Linked DNA regions of Homo sapiens: region 1 is linked to region 2. A link is a contact called in ENCODE Hi-C or POLR2A ChIA-PET data. All regions are on one chromosome and are shown on one strand. The core of a region is the stretch at or near the end of the contact, and the rest is flanking DNA. Distances in the headings are between cores, read along the strand shown.

Region 1 (4,198 bases), core at 1,558-4,057, 700 kb before region 2:
AGATTTTTTCTTATATAGGTCCACATAACTCACCTGAAATCCCTGGAGCCAGATGTTTGAAATATAGACTATTTTAAATATTAGAAGGGTAGTATGAAACATACAACATATATTGTATAATATTCTCAACAAGAACTGGGACAGTACCCATAATGAAATACATTAATATTTCTACCGAAAAGCATATGCAGTCACCTAAGTGATAATAACAACTATAAAGAGCCTCATGTTACTTTAAGTCGTATTTTTCACCAAATGAGTTCCAAAGTGTGTGGTGTTTCAGAGGTTTGGGGATTTTATAATTAGTACAAAAGTTATGGTAGCCTTATTCAGTAAGAATGGAATGATTTCAAAGTTTGTAGGAACTTACTGGTGGAGCCACGTACCTGGGATTTGTGTGTATGAAGATTCTTCACTACTCATTCAAATTATGTAATAGTTTCTCTACTTTTGAGTTGTTTTTCTTGAAGTTTGTACAGTCATCTAAATCTTATTTGCACTAAATTGTTTACAAGATTATCTAACTTTTTTGATGTCTATAGTATTTCTAGTTTCCATTCTTGATAAAGATTGTTGACATCCCTCCTTTTATAGCTATTAGATGTTTGCCAATTTTAATTTTTCTTTTCCAAAAAAAATCAACTTTTGGCTTCTTTCAACCTATTCTATGCTGTGGTGTGCTAGTGAGTTAGCTCCAAACATAAAATCCTGGCTTGTTGATTTCCATAGTGTAAACAGTCCCATCATGGTTGACTTCAAGCTACTTATTTGAATTGGCTCCAAACATAAAACAAAATCCTGGCTTGTTTGTTGAGTTCCATAGTGTAAACAGTCCCATCGTGGGTGACTTCAAGCTACTTATTTGATGTTATTGATCATGGAGTTGCCAAGAGGTGTGCACAATTGGCTCTCCTATGCCAGTACAGGCTGGCTCTGGTACACCACTGCTTTTATTTTCCATTTCGTTAATTTCTGCTCTTAACATTATTTCTGTCCTTCTATTTTCTGTCTTATTTTGCTGTCCTTTTTCTAACTTCTTGAAAAGGGATTTTCAGCTCAAGACTTTTCAGACTCTTCTAATACACTTACTTATGGCTATAAATGTCCCTGTAAGTGCTGCTTCAGTTTCATCCCACAGGTGTTGCTATTGTTATTTTATGGTTCAGTTCAAAATATTTTCTCAATACCATTGACTCTGTCTCTGTGTTATTCAGGCTTGTTTTTACAGTTCTTTATTGATTTCTATCTTAAATGCACTGTAGTAAAAAATGACAATTATTTCAATTTTCAAAATTTCTTGAGTTGCTTTATAACTAAGTATGTGGTTGACTGTGGTGATGTGTCTGCTTTCAAAAAACTGTACATTCTGATTTTGGTCGTGTTGTTCTGTACATATTAATTGCGTCATTTTTACATCATGTTATTCACGTTTCCTATATCCTTAACTTTTCTCTTGCTAGTCTTAACGATTAGTGAGAAAGTCCTGTTAAAATTACCCAATATGACCAGGCATTTTTTTTCTTTGTAATTCTGTCACTTCACTTTGTTTCATATGTATTTTTCATTAGGTACTTATAAATTTTAAATTTAAAACACATTTCCTTTTTAGACTCAGAAGTCATCTAAGACTCTTTCCTTTCATTCCTTTTATATCCCATCAGTCATATTTAAAAGATATCTATATGTAAACTGACGTCAATAGACATGATGTAAAAGAAGGGGGTGGCTCTGGTAAAGCTAAAGTAACTCCACTATGAGAGTGCATTAACTATGGGGGAAATACTTTCTATATTGCAGAACACATATTTGGTGGTACGTAGCCTCACATCGCCACCCGGAAAAGTCTGCATATATTGAATTTGGAATGGATCAAACTGCACTGAGTGCAAAATTGTAAATTGCATCTTATATAAATGTTTTAGAACTAGATGATGGAGCAGATGGGATCTATTAAGAGAACGGGGTGCCAGATGACTGACCATAAACATGCTTTTTAATAAAGACTCTGCTGAGAGATTAACTCATATATTTTCTAAAATTTTTATTTCTTGTTCATTTTGTTTCTAAGATATTCACTCACATATTAAAAATAACAACGTCTCAAAACATTTGAAGCAACTCTCTTCATCCCTTTTAAAAATACCTTGCTGTTTCGGGGGTTAAAAAAAGCCACAAGGGAGATTAAAACAATACAAATATTTATTTTCCCAACTCCCCTGCCATGGGTTCTGGGACGTCACCGCCTCTTTCTGGGGCCCGTTTCATCCTTTTCTTTTAATCCAAGAAGCGATGGTGTTGTGCGCCTGTAGTCCCAGCTACCTGGGAGGCAGGCTGAGGTGGGAGGATCTTTTGGGTCCAGGATTTTGAGGCTGCAGTAAGCCGTGTTCTCACCACTGCACTCGAGACTGGGCGGAAGAGCGAGACACTGTATCAAAAACAAAACAAAACAAAACGAGAAGGCATCGCGGCTCTGTAACACTCCGTCCAGCTCTCGCACTCTCAGATGCAAACTTCCACACAAACTCCTCGGCTCGCCTTGTCCCGCGGGACTAGCATATCAAGCCTTCCGGGACACACCGTGCGATGATATATACGTATATACCCCTCTTGCCCTTGAAGGCCGGAAGTCGGTCTTACAGATAAAAGCGAAACAGGAAGTCCCGCCCCTCTATGGAAAGTAAATGGTAGCTCGGAAGGGTCAAAAGAGTCCGCGGTTTCGCCGCGTGAGTTGCTTTTTGCGGCTGGGGAGGTCTACGCTTCTAGAGCTTGAGCCAGCGGGGCGACCCTGCAGTGGCAGGACTCGGCACCGCGCCCTCCACCGCCGGTTGGTGGCCTGCGTGACAGTTTCCTCCCGTCGACATCGAAAGGAAGCCGGACGTGGGCGGGCAGAGAGGTCGGCTTGCTGATGGGTCCGGGTGGGGCGCGCGTGGACTATGGGCCCGGGAGGTCCCTTACTGTCCCCGAGCCGCGGGTTCCTCTTGTGCAAAACGGGGTGGCACTCCAATCGCCTGCTTGGTGATTGTGGCCCCCACACACCTGTTTCTACAGCGCTTAGGTTCGAACAGTAACCCTGTAAACTAGGCACTGCTGTCCCCGCTTTACTGGTGGGAAACGGGCTCGGAGAGAATAAATGAGCTGCCCTAAGCGACTGGGACAGAACCACAGTTCTCAGCCGGGCTTTCTGAGCCCACGCTGCCGCCCCAGCAGGGATCAAATCACACAGTGTGAGATAAGCCTCAAGAGCGGGTGGCCTTATGCTGCCACTGAGAACTGATTGGGTTCAGTTGCCTCATCAAAATCCCTAAGCATGGTTTTGTTTTGTTTTTGTTTTTTTTTTTTTTTTTAGTTTTAAAGGAAGAGGAGATTGACGGTTTTCCTCTTTCCTTATCTTCTCTTCAGATTACAAAGTTCATTGTTAATCTCAAATATTATTTTGGCCAACAGCTTCATCGCAGTAGGAATGGCAGCCCCATCTATGAAGGAAAGACAGGTCTGCTGGGGGGCCCGGGATGAGTACTGGAAGTGTTTAGATGAGAACTTAGAGGATGCTTCTCAATGCAAGAAGTTAAGAAGCTCTTTCGAATCAAGTTGTCCCCAACAGTGGGTAAGTCACACTTTGATGTGTTTCTCTTCCCTGTTAAGATACATCGAGCTTATACTGTGAGTGGTAGGCTGACATGAAGCGCTCTCTGAGGCATGTCAATTAACAGTTTCTTTGAGGCGCAGAGAAAACCTTGCCTGGTAATTCAGCCTTATTTGACGCACTTACATCAGCTAGATCTTTGGAGAATGTCAACTGACACATTAAAGAGCATCGAAAAACACAACAAACATATGAACAGTAACCAAAAAATTCCAGTTCATTTCACTGGTAGACTTTTCCAGGATCTTCTGAAGGGGTAGTATTTAATCTTGGGCAGGAGTTGGCAAAATTATTGACCTAGAGCTACTATCAGAAATAAAGCATTCCCAGTTGCTCACCCAAAAATCCTGTAAGTCATCATATACCCAAAATATAAAGAAAGGAGTTTGGTAAGCAGAAGAAAGAAAAGGTTCATATGGTGGATTCTGTCTCCCTGACAGGCATTCAAGCGCTGTATCCCCTGTCCTTAGTATAAGGGGGGATTGGAAAGAGGACTATTACTGAGGTTAGTAAGTGGCCATGTGTGCTAAGTGCTTGACATTTTCATCTTCACCA
Region 2 (3,865 bases), core at 1,124-3,623:
CTGGCAAACGCCCAATGGCATGCTACACCAAATGAAGAAAACAGACGTGAGTTCCCTGTCTCATGGATCCCCTGGGTTCACACTGCAGGGCACATTGCAAAGGAATGAGAGCACCCACCACTGCAAAGGGAATACCAGAGCTTGGGCCAGAGGGCAGCACAGTAGCCCTCCCACTGCTTATGAAGAGGAGGTTAAACTTCCCCACCAGAAGCCCTGGGGCAAGAGAGAGGACTAGACGGGAGGAGGGGAAAAGCGTGTCACCTGGCACCGATGACAGACTCGTCAGCGAGAGCCAAACCAAGCCCTTCAGTGAGTCACACAAACTGTGGAGTTTGAACTGAACATCTACAAGGAGCGTGGAGGCTGAGCTTCTCAAGAGTCCTGCTTGCTGTGCCAGGAGCATTCCTGTGGTCCTGTCAGGGTGCCTGGGTGGGGCTTCACTCTGGGCTCCAGAAGCTACTGCTCAAATGCCGCATCCTCTCAGCAGGACAACCAAAAGCTGGGGAGAGGAAAGGGAGAAGACTCAAGGGAACATGACCCTGACTTCCCAGAAGGATGAAGCCACAGATGCCACCGCACCTGGCTGGGAGCCAAAAGTCATGACGTGATGTGGGAGCAAATTCCAGAAACTCTTGGGCAGGAGCTGAGGGCTTGAGTGTCCAAATGAGATACAGCCTCCTCTTCCTGATCCCATTCTTTTCCTCTTCGAAAGGTTCTTTGTGCATTTTAAATTCAAAGGAAGGGTTTGGACAAAAGGGAGGCTGTTCCATCCAGAAAGCGCATACTTGTCAGAACAAGCCGTCTGCCAGGGCGTCTGGCAGGGAAGGGCTGGGGGCCACGGGCTGACTTACCTGAAGTCCTCGGGCAGTGGCAGGGGCCCAGAGCACCTCCCCACTGTGAATCAGAAGGAGGGCATTCCTCCACTGTTACCAGCATCTCCATCTCCACCAAAACAAGCCAAGCCTTTCCCTTTCCCACGTTCCTGGGTCGAGAAGCAGGTGTGGTCCTTTGCAGCAAGTTGACATCAACGAAAAACACATTCCTTGGCCCTTCGATTCCTATTGACACACGCAGTTTCTGAGGCTGAGTTACACCTGACCTCTGGGTCAGTCCCTGTTTACTCATCCGCACAACCCACTCATTTATCAGATAATGACCCAGCCCTTGGATGTGACTCCTGCTCGGCCCCAGGAGGAGTGGGCAGTGTGTCAGGGAGACCTCCCTCAAGGGGCTCGCAGGCTGCCCCGCACTGGCGATGGCACCCAGGAGGACCTTTGCATGGTATCTACTCATATAAAACATGCCCCTCCTGACCCCCGCCTCCTCTTCATTTATTTCCTTGCATTTATTCATTCATTCAAAGGATAGATATTGGGTTCCCCTGGTGCCAGGCTCCACAAAAACTTTTCAGGGGAGCGAGGTCCAGTGGCTCACACCTGTAATCCCAGTGACACTAGAGGCTGAGGCAGAGGAATCCCTTGAGTCCAGGAGTTCAAGACCAACCTGGGCAATATAGTGAGACCCCACGTCTACAAAAAAAAAAATTGAGACAGGGTCTTACTCTGTTGCCAGGCTGGAATGCAGTGGTACGATCTCAGCTCATTGCAGACTCAATCTCCTGGGCTCAAGTGATCCTCCCACCTCAGCCTCCACAGTGGCTGGCACTGCAGGTTCACACTACCACGTCCAGCTAATTGTTGTATTAAAACAATTTTTTTAAATTAGCCAAGCATGGTGATGCACACCTGTAGTCTTAGTTACTCAGGAGGCTGAAGCAGGAGGATCACTTAAGTCCAGAAGTTTGAGGCTGCAGTGAGCTATGATTGTGCCACTGCACTCCAGCCTGAGCGACAGAGCAAGACTCTGACTCTAAAATAAATAAATAAATCAGAATAGAAAAGTGTGGAGGATGTAATGGTGAACCAAAGCTGGCATGATTCCATCTCCCACATAACTTACCTTTCAGTAAGAGAAGACATCAGAAGCAAGCAAGCGAATAAATAAGCCAGATAGGTTCTGTGAATAAGAAGGGCCTCGGAGAACATCAAGACTGGGAGAGGGGCTTAGTCCTCTCTGAGGAAGGGACGCAGGCCTTAGGGATGAAGGGCAAGCACATTTCAAGCTCGGTCCCCTGAGGAGGGGAGCCCAAAAGGAAGCCGTGATGGGGGGTTCGAGCTGCCGGTGTGAAATGGAAGGCTCAGCCAGACGAGGCATGTCCTCGCTCATCAGACACAGGCACGCTCTGGCCCAGAGCAGGATGGCCTCGGGCCTGGCCTCCACCCATGGGGCTTCCTCCTCTGAGGCAGAGAACTTTGAAAAGAAGTCACCCACGTGGCTTGCTTCTAACTCTCCCAGAAAGGCAGCAAATGTGGCTTGTTATACTAGGGAGAGAGGCCGTCTCGGTGAGGACACTCTGGTGGCTCACGATTGGCCTGATTTCCTCAGATGACGCTGGATGGTCAGAGGCCGCTGACCCTCCAGTCCCTGTCCCCTAGGGACCCCGGCCAGCGTCAGTGGCCGGTCAGCTCCTGCCAACGCCTCCTGGAAACTGCACCGTTGCCCCACTCGTGGGTAAGACCCCATGTAGTCCTTGAGCTCTTTTTCTCAGGAGGGGCTGATGCATGCACGGCCAGGGCCCTGGGCCTGGCTGCCCAGCTCATCCTCGCTTCCAGAAACTCCCCTTCTCCCTGCTGCATGGGACTGGTGCCAGGCTGCATCGTGGTTTGGCTTGGGAGCAGCGTGCCTCCCTCCTGAACGTCGCAGCTCCGTGTGCTTCCCGAGGTGACGAATGACCTTGATTCACATTGGTGAAGTAATGGCTTTCCTCCTCAACCTTCTCATCCATTAGTCACGTTGCAACACGGCCCTGCATGGCACAGAATGCATTCCCAGGAGCCAGCTCAGGGAATTGCAAACACCTGCCAGGCTCGGCTTACCAAACTCACAGTCACACAGTCAGCCCAGGTGCCCGGAACTGCCTTGGCCCGCTGCCACCAAAGGCCCCACAGCAGGGACTTGGGAAAGTCTGAGAGCAAAGGCCAAGGACTGGAGCTTAGGTCCAGGTCTCCCCTTGCTCCGTAACTTTGGGCAAATGACTTAACCTCTCTTAGCTTCTGCATCTATACATCGCCAATAACGCTACGAGCACTGGGGAAAAGCAAATGAGAAAGTGGCTGCAGAAGTATTTTGTAAGCTGTTATAAAGCACCAGACAAATGACAGTGGTTCAGTCCCATGGAAAAACTGGTCACAATGGGTGACCGCTGGGTCATTACCCAAGGAGTTTTTTGTTTGTTTGTTTGTTTGTTTGTTTGTTTCTTGAGACAGGGTCTTGCTCTGTCACCCAGGCTGGAGTGCAGTGGCACAATCACGGTTCACTGAAGCCTCAACCTCCTGGGCTCAGGTGATCCTCCCACCTCAGCCTCCTGAGGAGCTGGGACTGCAGGTGCATACCACCACACCTGGCTAATAATTTTATTTTTTGTACTTGATCTTAGCTAAAAGGCTGAGAAGTGATATAATTTTATCTTTTGTAGAGATGGGGTCTTACTGTGCTGCCCAGGCTGGTCTCAAATGGCTGGGCTCAAGGGATCCTCCTGCCTCAACCTTCCAAAGTGCTGGGATCACAGGCATAAGTCACCAAGCCCAGACACCTAAAGATGGCTCATTTCTATGAGGAATAGAAATGATGTCCCTGAATCCATTTCTGGGACATGGAAAGACATAACACAATGTTTCTAGTACAGGTTGAATATGCTTCTCATTTAAATACCTAGGGGGCTAGGCACAGTGGCTCATGCCTGTAATCCCAGCAATTTGGGAGGCCCAGGCAGGAGGATCACTTGGGGCCAGGAGTTCAAGACCAG

The links. Hi-C counts contacts between places; a loop is a spot of excess contacts on that map. ChIA-PET counts read pairs that join two places held with the same protein, here RNA polymerase II (POLR2A). Pooled maps may share reads with other maps.
Region 1: a loop to region 2 is called in a pooled map, with 1.9 times the contacts of the local background. The contact joins the promoter of COA6-AS1 here to the promoter of LINC01348 in region 2. A Hi-C loop is called at or near these places in 4 of 37 single-sample maps with no recorded cell type and 9 of 50 pooled maps. POLR2A ChIA-PET finds 5 or more read pairs at or near these places in 1 of 52 experiments (MCF 10A).

The regions. Positions count from the first base shown.
Region 1 is chr1:234,370,786-234,374,983 of GRCh38, forward strand. It overlaps COA6-AS1 (COA6 antisense RNA 1), which reads right to left and starts at 2,808. Exons shown (of 2, transcript NR_125961.1): 1 at 2,638-2,808; 2 at 2,022-2,425. It overlaps COA6 (cytochrome c oxidase assembly factor 6), which reads left to right and starts at 2,671. Exons shown (of 3, transcript NM_001206641.3): 1 at 2,671-2,893; 2 at 3,445-3,604. The coding sequence starts at 2,682. RefSeq lists enhancers at 1,859-2,683, 2,505-3,054.
Region 2 is chr1:235,067,445-235,071,309 of GRCh38, forward strand. LINC01348 (long intergenic non-protein coding RNA 1348) reads right to left here and starts at 2,374. Exons shown (of 4, transcript NR_027454.2): 1 at 1,960-2,374; 2 at 852-1,058; 3 at 262-499.